Regions from separate parts of the Homo sapiens genome. Here region 2 is linked to region 1. A link is a loop called in an ENCODE intact Hi-C map of the cell type or tissue named here. Cell type or tissue: endothelial cell of umbilical vein. All regions are shown on one strand. Links, peaks and the distances in the headings refer to the core of each region. The heading gives the core; the rest is flanking DNA. Region 1 overlaps STX3 (syntaxin 3). Region 2 has its middle 7.6 kb from the start of OR10V1.

Region 1 (8,520 bases), core at 5,839-8,338:
GTCCACTCAGCCAGTAGTCATTGGCCTGAAATCTGGATTTTTGAGCGGGCATGGTGGCTCACGCCTGTAATCACAGCACTTTAGGAGGCGGAGGCGGGTGGATCACTTGAGGCCAGGAGTTGGAGACCAGCCTGCCAACCTGGTGAAACCCCATCTCTACTAAAAATACAAAAAATTAGCTGGGCGTGGTAGTTTACACCTGTAATCCCAGCTACTCAGGAGGCCACTGCACTCCAGCCTGGGCAACAGAGTGAGACTCTGTCTCAAAAGAAAAAAAAAACCTGAACTTTTGATGTTCTTTCCAAATAAGTTTACATATATGCAGTCATCTAACGATATGTGAAAAAGCTTTAATTTGTTAAATTTAAGCCACAATATCGTAAAACTAGTTTACTTTTTAAAAAAGAAATATACTGGAACCCTCAAAAAAAATGAATAGGGTCTGTACATCTGAGGGTCTTCTGTACAGAATTGTTAAACCACGTTTTGAAAGTACATTTTGACTTGTAGGTGAAAGAAAGCATTACTAAGATTCTCTGTAGCTACATATAGAAGTTGAGGGGCAGCTTCTGAAACTCTGATAGTAATAATTTGGTATTTCCTCAAACTCTTCTATTTTGTATTTGTCTCCATTATAAAGCCATACTTGGTTCATTTAAGAAATTTTTAAAAATGATTTGTATGTTAACTTTTTTCCCCAAATCGTCAAGTAAGGATGATAAAGAAGATGTCACATGTCTGGCCTGAAGTTTTGCCCACCCACCAAAACCTGGCACACTGACCTGTGCAGGTCTCAGCATGAAAAGTCCCTGCATATATGAGAGAAAGAGCATTGATCAAAGGATTCCTAGGTTGTAAGTTTCTCAACAAGAATGTGGCAGAGCTGGAGAACTTAGATATTTTTATGTACAATATAGTATTCTTCCACTACCCCCATTAACATCCAGAGAGGCAGGGAAATATATGTATATATTTTTGTGACATGGTATGTAGCTTTGCTGTTGAACTGGATGGCATAGACCAGATTATAAAGTGTTTTTAGCCCTCGGGTTCCTCTTCTATAAAATGGAGATTAAAAATACTACCTGCCTAATATCCTGTTTGTTGATCTGGGTAATAGTGGTGTGTGTTCATGTGTTCACTTTCTGGTAATTCACTGAGCTGTATATTTTTAATTTGGCCCTTTGATATAGCTGTGTTAAACTTTGACAAGTTTAAAATTTTTAAAAAGAGAGCCCTGAAAGAATACCAAGGCTATAAAGTTATTTTAAAGATTAAGTGAACTAGTGGTTTCCAAACAATCCCTGTTACAGTGTTAAGCACAGAGTTGGTGATTAATAAGTGCATTTGGATTCAGAGGATAAAACTTTGCTATCTTTAAAGTTTTAGAAACATTTGCATTAGCCACTGTCACAGCCAGAAGATTCCAGTGTCACTAAAAGCATCTGCAAAAATGTAATATACCTTTACAGTTACTGTTCAGTGGTAACTTTAAGACTTTCAGGCTGGATATGGTGGCTCGCACTTGTAATCCCAACACTTTGGGAGGTAAAGGCAGGAAAATCACTTGAGGCCAGGAGTTTGAAACCAACCTGGGCAACATAGTGAGACCCTGTCTCTACCAAAAAATGAAGAAGAAAGAAATTAAGACTTTCACCTGTTATAAATCTTTCTAGGAAAATAGATCTTTTGAGATGTATAGTTTTACTTTATCCTGGTTGTCTGTGCTTCTTTTAGATGTTTCCATTCCTGAAAAACCCAAGCTTAGATTTATTGAAAGGGCACCACTTGTGCCAAAAGTAAGAAGAGAACCTAAAAATTTAAGTGACATACGGGGACCTTCCACTGAAGCTACGGAGTTTACAGAAGGCAATTTTGCAATCTTGGTGAGTGAATTCAGCATCGAGCAGCAATGGGATGGAAGCTAGGGAATAACAAAATCTCATACTCCTTGAGATAATTTAGTCTCTTCCTCCACAGTTTTTATTAGAACTGCCACCAGTTGCTCTTTAAACTGGTATGTACAGAGGCTACTGGGTACCCAGTAAACATTTGGGTTATATATCTTTTTTTTTTTTAATGTAGAGTGAAAATAACGTAAAAGCAGAAGGAAGGGGCTAGCTAATGTGCCCCATAATCAGATCATGAGATCTTTTCAAGCCCTGGTAAAAATAAAACCATCCACAATATAGGATGTGGAAGACAGCTGTTTCCTTACTTGTTGAGTAGCTTCCATGAAGACTTGATGTCAGCAGCCACACAAATGGGTGTGCACTAGGATTTGTTTTCCACCAGGCAGCCAGAGTGATATTCCAAAGTCCTCTTCCTGCAGCCTACATAATCACCCCCACTGACCTCTCAGAACCTCCTGCCCACTCTCCCCATTCCTCACCCTACTCCAGCCACATTGGCTTCTGTTCAACTTGCCAAGCCCTCTGCTGTGCCAGGGCCTCCACATAAGCCTTTCTTATGCCTGGCACACTCCTCTCTTTTCCCTTGGCTAGTTCTTTTTATTCTGGTCTTAGCTTTAGATGTCACCTCTTCAAAGAAGCCTTCCTGGCTCTCCACTGAAATGGGTCCCCCTTCACTCTATTACTGTGTACCCTAGGCTTTTCCTCCATGGGACTTATTAGAACTTAGATTTTTATTTTCAATTGTATCATTGAAGCCACAGTTACTAGAAGAGACAAAATAATGAGCCCATAGATGATGTCGAAGTCCGCATGTGTTTCTAATTCTCCCATTCACTTTTAGGCATTGGGTGGTGGCTACCTGCATTGGGGCCACTTTGAAATGATGCGCCTGACAATCAACCGCTCTATGGACCCCAAGAACATGTTTGCCATATGGCGAGTACCAGCCCCTTTCAAGCCCATCACTCGCAAAAGTGTTGGGCATCGCATGGGGGGAGGCAAAGGTGCTATTGACCACTACGTGACACCTGTGAAGGCTGGCCGCCTTGTTGTAGAGATGGGTGGGCGTTGTGAATTTGAAGAAGTGCAAGGTTTCCTTGACCAGGTTGCCCACAAGTTGCCCTTCGCAGCAAAGGCTGTGAGCCGCGGGACTCTAGAGAAGATGCGAAAAGATCAAGAGGAAAGAGAACGTAACAACCAGAACCCCTGGACATTTGAGCGAATAGCCACTGCCAACATGCTGGGCATACGGAAAGTACTGAGCCCATATGACTTGACCCACAAGGGGAAATACTGGGGCAAGTTCTACATGCCCAAACGTGTGTAGTGAGTGTAGGAGATAACTGTATATAGGCTACTGAAAGAAGGATTCTGCATTTCTATTCCCCTCAGCCTACCCACTGAAGTCTTTGGGTAGCTCTTAAGCCATAACTAAGGAGCAGCATTTGAGTAGATTTCTGAAAAACAATGTTATTTGTTGATTTAAAAAGAAAACTGTATTTTTATTAAATAAAATTTAAACATCACTTCAGGATATAACTTCTCATTGGTCATTCTTAATCCCTTAAAAGATTAAGAAATAGGCCTCAATGACTAAAGAGTTCTTGGTCCTCCTGGGGTGTAAGATGAACATGAAGGCTGAAACAAATGTTTGCATTCCCCCATCTATGATGCGAGTCTCACTTAAATGTTTATACTGCCTTTTATACGTACACACTTCAGGAGCCAGTTTCTGTGATATTTTACTAGGTTAAAAACACATTTTTAGAGTAAGAAAAAAACAACAGTACATAGGTCAATTGATTCAATATTTATTGATGCCCAGCTACCCATCTTCTCACAATCTTGGAAGGGGTATGTTGGACAATAGGCAAGGAACATACCCTTTGCCTTTTAGCAAAAGGAACCGATGACAAAAGTTAGAACTGCGTGGCCTTTTCTGGGTCTGAAATTCTCCAAGAGGGAGAGTGTTTGGCTCTATGTTTGTGCCCCTGCAGAATCTAGTACAGTGCTATGTGCCATGCACCACTTAAATTCTTACTGCTAGTGAATGAGGGCCCCCTAGGACTCAGATCCTCATAGCTCCAGCTCCGTTTGCCCAGATTAATGTTTTCCAGACCCAACCAGCTGCAGTCTTCTATCCCCTATTAAAACTAAAGGAAGCACAAATTAATAGAAATATCAAACCATTGGCTTTTGAAGGTGGGTAGAAAACAGCACTGACCAAAATATTTTTAATCCCACTTTCTTAAAAAATAAGGTATCAAACAAAGAATAATTTACTTTCAAAAGTACAAACTTAGCAGTTGTGTGCTCCTCACAGTTGTATAGTGTGATTTTTTCATCAATTTTAGTTACATAATCACTAAATAATCTGCACTAGAACTCACATTCACATAGCTGGTTTTAAAGCTGAACACAACTGAACCTTGAATGGAATTGGGGACAGTATTAAGTATTAAGAACAGTTTTTTTTTTTTGTTTTTTTTTTTTTTTTAGATGGAATTTAGCTCTTGTTGCCCAGGCTGGAGTGCAGTGGCGCGATCTCGGCTCACTGCAACTTCCGCCTCTTGCATTCAAGCAATTCTCCTGCCTCAGCCTCCCAAGTAGCTGGGAATACAGGTGCAAGCCACCATGCCTGGCTAATTTTTGTATTTTTTGTAGAGAGGGGGTTTCACTATGTTGGTCAGTCTGGTGATCCACCTGCCTTGGCCTCCCAAAGTGCTGTGATTACAGGCATGAGCCACCGTGCCCGGCCTATAACAGTTTCTTATACATACGTTACTGGCCAGCAGTTTCAGCTAGCAACACAAATCAGGTGAGAGGTGAAGTGAGTGATAACCTCATTTCACCTTTCTCACTTGACACCTTTATCTGTTCTTTGTTATGGTTCACAGAGTGTTCTACTGATGTGTGAGTTCAGTCATGCTATAAACCTATTTTATTTTGTGGGCCTGTATTTCGTTATTGAACCACAGTCCTGGAGCCAGCCATCTTCTCCACAGATTAAGAGGCTGTTGCTAGAACTCCACCATCACCACCCATAGAAAAAGCACTTTAAATTTTCATGTTGTGGTAATGGGGTTTGAAAGGTTGGTAGCATTTTTGCATAAGCAGATCAGCCCATTCCCAAGCGGCTTTACACAGCCTCTGACAGTAACAAACCACGTTCTCATTGGTACCTTAAAGAGTTTAGGAGTCAAACCCAAGGATTTGTCCATGACTGAAATAAGAGCTTAATTATAAGTAATTAAGTCAGCAGATATTTGAGTACCTGTAAGCAGCAGGCGCTGTGCTAAAAAGTGGGGACACAGCAGTGAGCAAGATAGGCATGTGCTTATCCTTAGATAAACTTCACTTTTAAGACTACTACTGGAGCCTGAAAGAGGAAACAGATGTAGGGTGGTCAAAGGTGTGACCTAGAGGAGCCTGAAGAGCAGAAGTGCCCTGACTTGACCAACTCACAGCAGTTCAAGTAAGATCCTGTTGAGTTAGGTGTGCTATGATATCTGCCCCTTCACAGCCATACTGCACATGCAGGCTGTGTCACTTCCTAAAGAGGCGCCCACTCTGCTTGCTTCTCTACCCTGCAGTCCTCCTTTAAACCATCTGCCTAATCAGCTATGTATCTGTACTCCCTGTCCCTGTCCTCCGCCCAATTCTGTATACGTTTATTCTTTGCATAATTCTTAATAAGTAGTTGATTGGTGCCCTGTTTCTTAAGAAGTTTCATAATGGAAAGAGGAGAAGCTGATGAGGAGTCTGCGTGGAGAAGTGATGGTACCACAGAAGTGGAAGGAGGATTAGAAATGCCAGTCGATCAATCTGTGAGGGCTGTGGGAGATAACAGAAAAATGGAGGAAAAAAATCATAGATTATATAGCATGGTGTTCGTGGCTGGGATCACCAAATCCCTCTTACCCGGGGTAAAGGACTACATACAAGGCTGTGTTAACTTTCATTAACCTTGAAAGGGAAGAAATTTAATTTGAATTTACTGTGTGGCCGGCCCTCTTCCAAAAAGTTCAAGATGCACCTAATGCAAGAACTAATTCTTGTTCTTTTTGTCACTTCCAGATACCAAGGCTCAAACTGTTTAGCAGGAATCACTATCCTTCACCTGTACAAAGCATTCTGCCACACCAGGTTATAGGACAGATTGCCACCTTCTGTCTCCCCCCTCCTCCCACAGACTACCTACTAACAGTTCATTCTTCACTCACTTTTCTGTCTCTGAAACATCCCTTTCTTTAGTTTTCTCTAACCATTATTAGCACCTAATCCCACCCAGATTAAGGCACCTAGAGTGCCCCCAAGACACAAAGGTTTCAAGTCAGTGAAAGAAGGTCTGACCCTCCCCACAGATGGCTCACCTTTTTCAGGCAAATATGCTCCCAATGGTGGAAGCTAAGATGATCGCAAGGATAATACAGCAGATCATGATCATGATCTTCTTCTGCTCATCCAGACAAGGAAAGAAAGAATACATGAGAAACATCATCGCAAAAAGTATTCTGCAGGGAGATAAGTGCATGTGGACATGGAAGAGGGTGTGAAGGAAGAGAGCAACAGAAGGAAAAAGGAGATGGATCTGGCTTCTAGGACCCAGAATGCCAACAGAAATGTTATTTTTGGTGAGACATTCAAGTTAGATTAAAAGGATGTTTGGTATGGTCATTCCACCTTCTAGATAACATCGTGACAGATCTCCCCCATTTCCTCCTAAAGCCAGATACTCCCAAGGACTGAACCAAATTCTTTTGGGGGGAACACCTCAAATCTGAAACACAAACATAGTTACACTGCATTCTGTGGGAGTTAAACCATGTTCAAAAATTGCACTTTTGAACCATCTGATCCAGCACATGGCTTAAAAAGGTGTGAACTGCATTCTAAAACCTGAATAAAAATCACCACATGGTGGCACCAGATCATTGTGTTTCTGCATCGAGACAGAGCCAGAACCGTTTCACAATCAATACAAAGTCATTTTTATTTTTAAATTAGCAATAAAATAATCAAGTTTACATCTAAAAAATACAAACAACAACAAAAACCTTCACATGTTGTATTCCAAACTGTAAGCCCCAGGCCTCAATGTCAGAGGAGAGCAAAGGCCTTTAGTTATTTTGTCTCTTGTTGCTGGAGCCCATCCACTGTCTGACATCATAGCCATGGGCAAGAGGATATTGCCTTGGCTCTGTCTGAGTGCTGGATTGTGACCGGCCATAAGTAGCCTTTGCAAAGGAAGCTAATGGACAGTGCCTGAATTAAGGGTGCTTACCCTATCCTAGAAAGCGTTAAAGTCAAAGCGGAAAATATACATGGTACCCAAAATCAAGGAGACTGCCAGAGACCAGCAGGGGATCTAAGGGATTTACCACTGGGTTAGCACAGACACTACACTTGAAGATTTCCTAGCGGCTGCTGCTGCTGTTTCCATGATAAGAATTCAGTGAGACAAAGAACCTGCCAAGCTCATTAACCGAGTAGCAGGAAGAGCTACTGTGTAGCCTCTGGTGTTCCCCAACTGACTCAGCCCTGCAGATGGGACATCCTGTAGGTCATGTGAATATCAAGTTACTGAGGGATGTTCTCAGGACAAGCCTAGCATAGGCACCAGGTGGGAAAGGGTGTCAAAAAATTATACCTTCTGTCTGCTAAGCAGAAAAACTTAATTGGGATCAATTTAGCTCACTCCAGAGTTCTCATTTTATTCTCCCAGTATTCATCCAGAAAACAAGTTTCTTGATGATATGGGAAGATCACATTTCCACAGTGATTCATTTGCAGGTAAGCAAATGTCCTTTACCCAATTTTTATCCTAGCTCAAAGTTGGCTTTTTTTTTTTGAGGTCATAATAGCTTCCATTTTTATTTCCTACTTCCTGAGACACACACACTTATGTGTACATACATTTCATACACAATTAGAATACATCTGGAACACATGAGTGAATACACCAGTGTCATGAAATATTTCCAGAGCTTAGGATTCTAGCACCTTGTCCCTTGCCCAATTTAAAATCCCTGATTATTTTTGGCCCCAAGACAATAGTCTCACAAAGCATCACTTTCTAACAATGAGCAGCCAGTTTCTAAGACTCAGACATGGAAACATATTCCATACCGTCAGCCTTTTGCAAAGCATAACCTCAGATGACTGTATCATCCTGGTCCCTCCTTGAGTAAATATGAGAGACTACAACACAGAGAAAAATCAAAGTTGCCCCCCAAGCTGAACAACTAAGAGCTTAATTTAAGGCTGAATTTCAAACAAGTCAGCTCTTTAGACCAAAATGACATCTGCCAGTCCCTCATGTTTTCAGGACATACGGACAACAAACAGGATTGGCATCCTGCCAGGTAGAAGACTCAGATCCAAGCCTTCTTGTTGCCAAACTTAGAAGAATCATTCTGCTTTGTTAAAGATACTCCCCTAAAAAAATACATTGCAGTTTCTGGGAGAATACTCCATGAGGTAGAAAAATACAGCACCTTGGGAGAGTCTCACAAGAGCTTTCCCAAGTGCAAGGCATAATCTGACACACAACAGGGAGGAAGAAAGCTGGGTGGGTCCACACAGTCCAGGAGAAAAGGTACTTGAG
Region 2 (8,909 bases), core at 2,563-5,062, 96 kb after region 1:
ACCAGCTGACTTTAGCCACATTAGTAACTCCGGTAAGACTAACAGAGTCCAGCCCAGATTGTTGACCCATAGAATCAGGGCAAATAAATGATTGATATTTTAAGTCATTATGTTTGGAACAGTTCATTTTGCAGCAAAATGTAACTGCTTTGCCAACAAATCTATAATTAGCCATCTCACAGAGGGATATGATGAGAAACCTCAAATCCTTTCATACAATCAAAATACACTGCAGCACTTGTATAAATCTAATCATTTAAAGCTCTTGTTTTTAAAATGAGGTGCATTTGGCATGATTTATCATGAATCACTTTATATGGGCTCATAGTAATCACCAGTCTTTTCAAAATTCTTACAACTTATCTGTTCGATCATTTCCAGAATTCTACTAGGGGTTGGCATTGAGATATCTATCTTACACATATTTTGTATCTGTAGCTTCAGCTAAATGGGAAAAAAATTCAAGAGTTCTGAGTGCCTTGGAAATGGAGAATGTAGCATTAATCTTTGGATACCCATAATAGTGGGTAATACTTATTAAACTCAGTTGATTCACTATCAAAAGACAGATAAAATTTTAGGATGGTGTACTAGTCTTGTCTCTCTTAAAAATTATATGGTCCTTATATAAAGCAACTGTGTCTTATTTATACTTCTTTATCTTTTTTCTATTTTTTAACTTTCTCTACTCCTTGAAAACTTTTTTCTATCATTTACATTCTTCATTGCCTTTTACAGTGAAGCTACTTCATAATTATTGGAATTAAGCAAGACTTTCTTTGGAGATAACTTCTTTCTGGTTCTCAGATTTTTAAAATGTCACTAATAAGGGTACATACTCATTTAAAATATTTTTGAAACCTTTATTGCTAATACTAATTTTTTATTGTTGTATTTGATTCTAGTATCTGTGACTTCAGTGTTCCCTAAGATTACAAATAGTGAAAAATACAAATGGGAAACTATAAAATATCCATTGGAAGGGAGCAGGTAGGTATCATTATTGCATATTAAAGGAAGATCATATACTTTACTGTCTTTTTTTGAGACAAGGTCTTGTTCTGTTGCCCAGGCTGGAGTGCAATGGCACAATCAGAGTTCACTGTAGCCTCAATCTCCCGGGCTCAAGCACCCAAGTAACTGGGACTAAAGTTGCACACCACCATGCCCAGAAAAAAAAAATTTTTTTTTTTTTTAGATGGAGTCTCACTCTGTCACCCAGGCTGGAGTGCAGTGGCACGATCTCGGCTCACTGCAACCTCTGCCTCCCAGGTTCAGGCAATTATCTTGCCTCTGCCTCCTGAGTAGCTGGGATTACAGGTGTGTACCACCATGCCCAGCTAGTTTTTGTATTTTTAGTAGAGATGGAGTTTCACCATGTTGGTCAGGCTGGTCTCAAACTCCTGACCTCATGATCTGCCCGCCTCAGCATCCCAGAATGCTGGGATTACAGGCGTGAGCCACTGCGCCCGGCCAGAAAAATTTATTATTTTTTTTTGTAAAGATGGGCGTCTCACCTTGTTGGCTAGGCTGGTCTCAAACCCTTAAGTTCAAACGATCTTCCCATCTTGGCCTCCCAAAGTGCTGAGATTACAGGCGTGAGCTGCTGCATCCAACCATACTTTACTATCTTTAACTCAATTTTAGCAAGGATTTTTAAAATTTCAGTTACAGAAAATTTTGAGAATTTGAAAATTTCACTTGCCTTATTGATGTTTTTCCACTTTTTTCCAGTGATTCTAGAGAGCTGGGTGCAAAAGCATATTCTGCAGTCATGCCCAGTAAAAAATTCCCAAACTCCCATTTCTCTCATCATCTATTTTGTAGCACTGTGGTATTCAGAAGAAAATGAAAGAGAAATTCTTCTAACCAGGGTAGAAAAGGAATAATGAGAAAGAGATGAGTCAGAAGATACTGGAAAGAACAAATTAGAAAGAGAGATGGAGATAGGGTCAACAGGGGAAAGCAGATATTTGAGGAATCTCTGGGATGTGACTGCTATGGCTTGAATGTGTGTCTCCTCCAAAATTCATGTTGAAACTTAATCCCCATTAGAGTGGCATTAAGAGGTATGGCCAGGTCGGGCACAGTGGCTCACACCTGTAATCCCAGCACTTTGGGAGGCTGAGACAGCCAGATCACTTGAGGCCAGGTGTTCAAGACCTGCCTGGCCAATATGGCAAAACCCCATCTCTACTAAAAATAAAAATAAAAAAATTATCTGGAGCATGGTGGTACAAGCCTGTAATCCCAGCTACTCAGGAGGCTGAGGCATAAGAATCATTTGAACCCAGCAGTTGGAGGTTGCAGTGAGCTGAGATTATACCACTGCATTCCAGCCTAAGCAACAGAGCCAGACCCTGTCTCAAAAAACAAACAAACAAACAAACAAAAAGAGGTAGGGCCTTTGCAGGGAGTGAGTAACTCAGGAGCGCTCCTCATGAATGGGTTAGTGCCTTATAAAAGGGCTGGAGGGAACTGGCTTAGGCCCTTTTTGCCCTTCGGTTCCTTCTTTCATGTGAGGAAATAGCTTTCAAGGCACCATCTTGGAAGCAGAGACCAAGCCGTCACCAGACACCAAATCTGCAGGTGTCTTGATCTTGGGCTTCCCAGCCTCCAGAACTAAGAGGAAATAAATTGTCATTCTTTATAAGTCATCCAGTCTCAGGTATTTATTATAGCAGTGCAAATGGATGAAGATGTAACGAAATTTAGAGAGTTATGAGTTATTGCAATAGGCATCAAGGAGTTGGCTGAGTATTGAAGCATCTTCCATTGCTTCTCTGGAAGGGACAATGGGACTGAGAGCCAGGAGAAATGGCTTCTAGGAGCTGTGTAATGTTGGAAAAGCTGCTTTCATTCTTGAAGACTGCTAATGCTTCTATAACAAAGTATAGCAAATGGGGCAGCAACATAAATTTATTTTCTCACAATTCTGGAGACTAGAAGCCTGAGATCAAGGTATTGGCAGGGTTGATTTATTCTGAGGCCTCTGTCCTTGACTTGCAGAGAGCCGTCTTCTCCCCCTGTCTTTATGTGGTCTTTCTCCTGTTTGTGTCTGTGTACTACTGCCCTGTTTTTATAAGACCAGTCATATTGTATTAGGGCTCACCCTAATGATTTCACTTACTCTTTATTACCTCTTTAAAGGCTTTATCTCCAAATACATTCTGAAGTATTGAGGGCTAGGGCCTCAACATATAAATTTGGGTTGGAGGGAAGACATAATGTAGCCCAAAACAAAGGCTCAATCTCAGTATCTAGAAAACTAGAGGATTATACTTGTTAATATTTAAGCTATGTTCAGGCACTGACTTGCCGTGGCCCCAATCCCTGTTGGACTGAACAAAGGAGGACAAACGCGGGAATAAAGATAAAGAAAAAAGAGTATATTTGGAAGAAGGGGTCAGAGGGCTCCTTGCTTCTAGTGAACAAGGGCCCTGAGTTTTACAGCCCTTTGTATTTATTGGGTAAAGGAGATTGGGAGAAGGGGGGTGGTTGTCGGTCAGCAGCTTGACTCAGTGCAGGCTTGCAAGGCTGCATTCTCTGAACAGTAGTCTCCAGATGTTCCAGTAGATAACCTCAAGGAGCACAGTGCCAGGGAGTGATTGCACTCAGCATATCTTCTGGCAGCAGGCACAGTCATGAGTTTGCCCACATCCTGCATTCATGATAAATAGTTTGCTGTTTGATCATATAGCCTCCAGTGGAATGCTGAGTTAGTCACGACCCACAGGACTTCGGCTCTCTTTTTTCTTTATCTTTATTCTTTTTTTCTTTATCTTTATTACCTATAAAAGAGTATCTTTATCTATCTATAAAAGAGTAAAAATACTCTTTTCTTTATCTTTATTCCCACATTTGTCCTCCTTTGTTCAGTCCAACAGGGATTGGGGCCGCAGCAAGTCAGTGCCTGAATATATCTTAAATATTAACAAGTACAATCCTCTTGTTTTCTAGATACTGAGATTGAGGCTTTGTTTTGGGCTACATTATGTCTTCCCTCCAAACCAAATTTATATGTTGAGGCCCTAGCCCTCAATGCTTCAGAATGTATTTGGAGATAAAGCGTTTAAAGAGGTAATGAATCAAATGACTTTGATTCAGTAATTTAACTCCCACTTTCTATTTACATCTGTCAATATGCTGGCCATTTCTCCTCACATTGGAGAGGCTTCTATGGTACTTTCTACCATACTCTGCTAATAATGGTTTCTTGTCTGCTTCTTAATCAGAAAGCAAAATAGAACAACTTGGGCATGAACAAATGGGGTAGGATGTGAGGGCAATCTGGCTGTGACATCTGTCATCCCATTGATCACCAGAGTTGATTCAGCTGATCTGCCTGGCTAGGTGGGTGTCCTCTTCCTCCTTCACTGCCCCATGTGCGACCCTCTCAAAGCTGCAAGCTTAGTCAAAATGGACGACCTTCCCAGATAGAGGAGGACCATTCTTTGGTCAAGGGTATACAAGTAGCTGCACTCCTCTGCTAGAACCTCTAAACAAGCTCTCCAATGTGGTGGTCATTACCCTTTGTATTTGTTTATTTTCATACTGCCATGTAGAGTTTGAGACCAGCCTGAGCAACATGGCAGAAACCTGTCCCTACCAAAAATACAAAAAATTAGCTGGGCGTGGTGGTACACGCCTGTAGTCCTAGCTACTTGGGAGGCTGAGGTGGGAGGATTGCTTGAACCTGGCAGGTGGAGGTTGCAGTGAGCCAAGATCGCAACCTGGGTGACAGAGTGAGACCCTGTCTCAAAAAAAAAAAAAAAGACTGACATAGAGCATATAAAATACTTTGACTGGGCGCAGTGGCTCACACCTGTAATCCCAGCACTTTGGGAGGCTGAGGCGGGCGGATCACAACGTCAGGAGTTCAAGACCAGCCTGGCCAATATGGTGAAACCCCATCTCTACCAGAAATACAAAAATTAGTTGGGCATTGTGGCGCGTGCCTGTAGTCCCGCTACTTGGGAGGCCTGAGACAGAAGAATCGCTTGAACCTGGGAGGCTGAGATTGCAGTGAGCCGAGATTGTGCCACTGCACTCCAGCCTGGGTGACAGAGAGAGACTCCGTCTCAAAAAAAAAAAAACAAAAAAACTTTCTTAGTTGTGAGTCACTGCTCTTCATTAAACATGTAGGAATATGTACTATGCACAGAGCCTAACATTCAACTATATTTTGTGTGCGTGACTGTCTTCAGGTTTCCAGCCTCTTTGTCACATTCTTGTTTTCAGTGATCCCCGATGGGGGTAGCTTTTAGCTCTACACAAATTCTTTCTTTATCCTTAGTAGCTAGGTGCTTCTGGATAAATGACTCTCAACAGGAAAAGCCTGAGTCTTCTATAGTGTATATCTGTGATAATATGTATTTCTTTCTGTTGACTTAACTAAGGAACTGAGAGAAGTGAGAAACTTCCTAACATGTGTAAGGAAATGTACAAATGTACATTGGCACCCTTATTTACACATCCTTCAAGAAGTAACTCTTAACAATAAAAAAATCAATAAATAAAAGAAGAAGTAAGTTCAGGCAACACCATGATATTCCTACTTTACAGGACGCTTGGAGATTTTACTCCTTTCACTGTGGAAAAAAAATGAAAGGAAAAGGAAGGAAAGAAGGAAGGAAGGAAGGAAGGAGAGAGAGACAAAGAGAGAAAGAGGGAAGAAAGAGAAATAAATGGAAACCCGATTAAAGGTATTTTCTCTCTAGAGAAAGCATGAAGTACATCCTATTTATAATAAAATATCATAAATTTGTTCTGCTCCAGTTGCAATGATCCTACAAGTCTTGGTTACAATCACCAGTCATTCCTTCATTCATTCATTTAACAATTCAGTGGTTATTATTGAGTATTTACTATGTGTGGAAACCTGGAATATAGTGGGAATGCAGCAATAAATGAAACAATTGTTTCCTGTTATCGCAGTGTTAAAAAAAAGAAGAAGAAAGAATAAAAAAGAAACAGAGAAGATCCTTGTCCTCATGAAGCTTACAATCTAATGGAAGAGACACATAATAAATTAAAAAATATAATTACGGACTTTGGTAATTGCAGTGAAGAAAACAAACATAGCAACTCAACAGAAAATAACTGAGTGAGGAACACCTACGTTAGACAAGATTGTATACGCAATGCTTTCAATTTCCTTTATTGTTAACACTCCCATTGTATGTCTGTCACAACTAATTGACCAATATTGACGTATTATTATTAACTAAACTTCACACTTTATTTGGAGTTCCTTATTTTTTACCTAATGTCCTTTTTCTGTTCCAAGAATTCATCTAGGACACCACATTACATTTAGTCATCATGTCTCTTTAGGTTCTTCTTGGCTGGAAGAGTTTATTAGACTTTCCTTGTTTTTGGTGACCTTGACAGTTTTGAGGAATCCTGGTCAGATATTTTGTAGAATGTTCTTCAGAACTGACCTTCTCTGATGCTTAGACAAGGGGTTGTGAGTTTTTGGAAGAAAGAACACAGAGGTAAAGTGACATTCTCATCACATCATATCAAGGGTACATAATGTAAACATAGCTTTTCACTACTGATGTTGACCTTGATCACCTGACAGAGGTAGTGTTTCTCAGATTTCTCCACTGTCAACAAACTCTTTTCCCACTTGTGCATTATACTCTTTGGAAGGAAGTCACTATATTCAGTCCACCTGTAAGGAACGGGTAGGTAGTTTTGCTGCCCCAAATTGAGAAGGGAGGAGTTACATAAATTATTTGGAATTCTACTGCATAGGAGATTTGTCTATTCTTCCTCATTTAAATTTTTATCCAAGCATTTTTTTCTTTTTTCTTTTGTATCAGTTAAAGAATCAATTATGTTTTTATACCAGCATGTGAATATTTATTTTATACTTTAGGTTATAAAGTGTATTGCTTTCTTTACATTGTGAATATATTTATTTATTTATTTATTTATTTATTTATTTATTTATTTATTTTGAGATGGAGTCTCACTCTTTCGTCCAGGCTGGAATGAAGTGGTACAATATCAGTTCACTGCAACCTCCACCTCCCAGGTTCAAGTGATTCTCCTGCCTCAGCCTCCTGAGTAGCTGGTATTACAGGTGCCTGCCACCATGCCTGGCTAATTTTTTTTTTGTTTTGTTTTGTTTTGTATTTTTAGTAGAGACGGGGTTTTGCCATGTTAGCCAGGCCGGTCTCGAACTCCTGACCTCAGGTGATACACCTGCCTCGGCCTCCCAAAGTGCTAGGATTACAGGCATGAGCCACCGTGCCTGGCGAATATTTTTATTTATTACAGATAAGAAGAGAGGGAAGATAAAAGAAATGGAGAAATGGAGCAGTGGAGGAAAGTGGGAAACAAGCAAACAAAAAAGAAAGAAATATAAGAAATCAAAGTTAGGCCTAGGATAAAAGGTTCCACTGAACAAAAGGACCCCTCTGACTCACTCCTCAGGGCTAAGCCTCTGTCTATTAGCCCTAGCTAATATTCAACAGAATTCTTATTCTTGACTCTTTTTTTCAGAAAAACATTTCTGTCTGAGAAGAGGAGCAGGTCAAAAACAATAAAATATTCAAGCACTGAATTTCTCCCAACTGTCTTCTAATTTCATCCTTTTTTAATTTTTATTTTTATTTTATTTTATTTATTTTTGAGACCGAGTCTCGCTCTATCACCCAGGCTGGAGTGCAGTGGCGCAATCTCAGCTCACTGCAGCAACCTCCACCTCCCAGGTTCAAGCAATCCTGCTGCCTCAGCCTCTCAAGTAGGTGGGACTACAGGCACATGCCACTACATCTGGCTAATTTTTTTTTTTTCTGTATTTTTAGTAGAGACAGGGTTTCACCATGTTGGCCAGGCTGGTCTTGAACGCCCGACCTCAAGTGATCCGTCCGCCTCGGCCTCCCAAAGTGCTAGGATTACAGGTGTGAGCCACCACGCCCAGCCAACAATTGGACTATTATTTGGAGTTATTAGAATTGCTTATTATTAGGAAAAAGCTACACACCAATCAGAATGGTGATTATTAAAAAGCCAAGAAACAACAGATGCTGGCAAGGCTGTGGAGAAGTAGGGACACTTTCACACTGTTGATGGGAGTGTAAATTAGTTCAACCATGGTGGAAGACATTGTGGCAATTCCTCAAGGATCTAGAACCAGAAATACCATCTGACCCAGCAATCCCATGACTAGGTATATACCCAAAGGAATATAAATCATTCTATTATAAAGATACATGCACATGTATGTTTATTGCAGAATTATTTACAATAGCAAAGACATGGAGCCAACCCAAATGCCCATCAATGATAGACTAGATAAAGAAAATGTGGTACATATACACCATGGAATGCTATGCAGCCATAAAAAGGAATGATATCATATCCTTTGCAGGGACATGGATGAAGCTGGAAGCCATCATCCTCAGCAAACTAACACAGGAACAGAAAACCAAACACCGCATGTTCTCACTCATAAGGGAGAGCTGAACAATGAGAACACATGTACACAGGGAGGGGAACAACACACACCAGGGCCTGTCCGAGGGGGAAGGGGAGGGACAGCATCTGGACAGATAGCTAAAGCATGCTGGGCTTAATACCTAGGTGACGGATTGATAGGTCTAGCAAACCACTATGGCAAACTTTTACCTATGTAACAAACCTACGCGTTCTGCACATGTATCCTGAAACTTAAAGTAAAATAAAGAAAATAAAGAAAAAAGGTATATTTATTTTTTCAAGGCATCAAGAATCAGAAGAATAAAATAACCAAGATACTATGGCTTTGTATAACATGAGAAAGAGGAAAAGATATATGAAATGATGCAGTCTTAAAATGAGTTGTGGCCGGGTGCGGTAGCTCACGCCTGTAATCCCAGCACTTTGGGAGGCTGAGGCAGTTGGATCATCTGAGG

Evidence for each region. Hi-C counts contacts between places; a loop is a spot of excess contacts. Peaks named below come from ENCODE experiments on the same cell type or tissue, not always from the same donor. Only the 100,000 strongest peaks of a DNase experiment are listed, where the experiment ranks them.
Region 2: it touches region 1 in a loop (7-fold over the local background); 3 of 110 quality-filtered maps call a loop at or near these places.

The regions. Positions count from the first base shown.
Region 1 is chr11:59,801,067-59,809,586 of GRCh38, reverse strand. It overlaps STX3 (syntaxin 3), which reads right to left. Exons shown (of 11, transcript NM_004177.5): 11 at 3,709-8,520. MRPL16 (mitochondrial ribosomal protein L16) reads left to right here. Exons shown (of 4, transcript NM_017840.4): 3 at 1,738-1,886; 4 at 2,755-3,447. The coding sequence ends at 3,240. Among named protein-coding and RNA genes, the nearest start is that of MRPL16, 5.5 kb to the left of the region's middle. RefSeq lists an enhancer at 6,729-6,778. In endothelial cell of umbilical vein, for the core only: a CTCF peak has its summit at 6,826 (motif pointing right); DNase peaks (open chromatin) are centred at 6,866, 7,076 and 7,106; H3K27ac peaks cover 1,381 bases.
Region 2 is chr11:59,701,750-59,710,658 of GRCh38, reverse strand. It overlaps the pseudogene RN7SKP192. Among named protein-coding and RNA genes, the nearest start is that of OR10V1, 7.6 kb to the left of the region's middle. In endothelial cell of umbilical vein, for the core only: no CTCF peak of the experiment used is centred there; a DNase peak (open chromatin) is centred at 3,568; H3K27ac peaks cover 2,042 bases.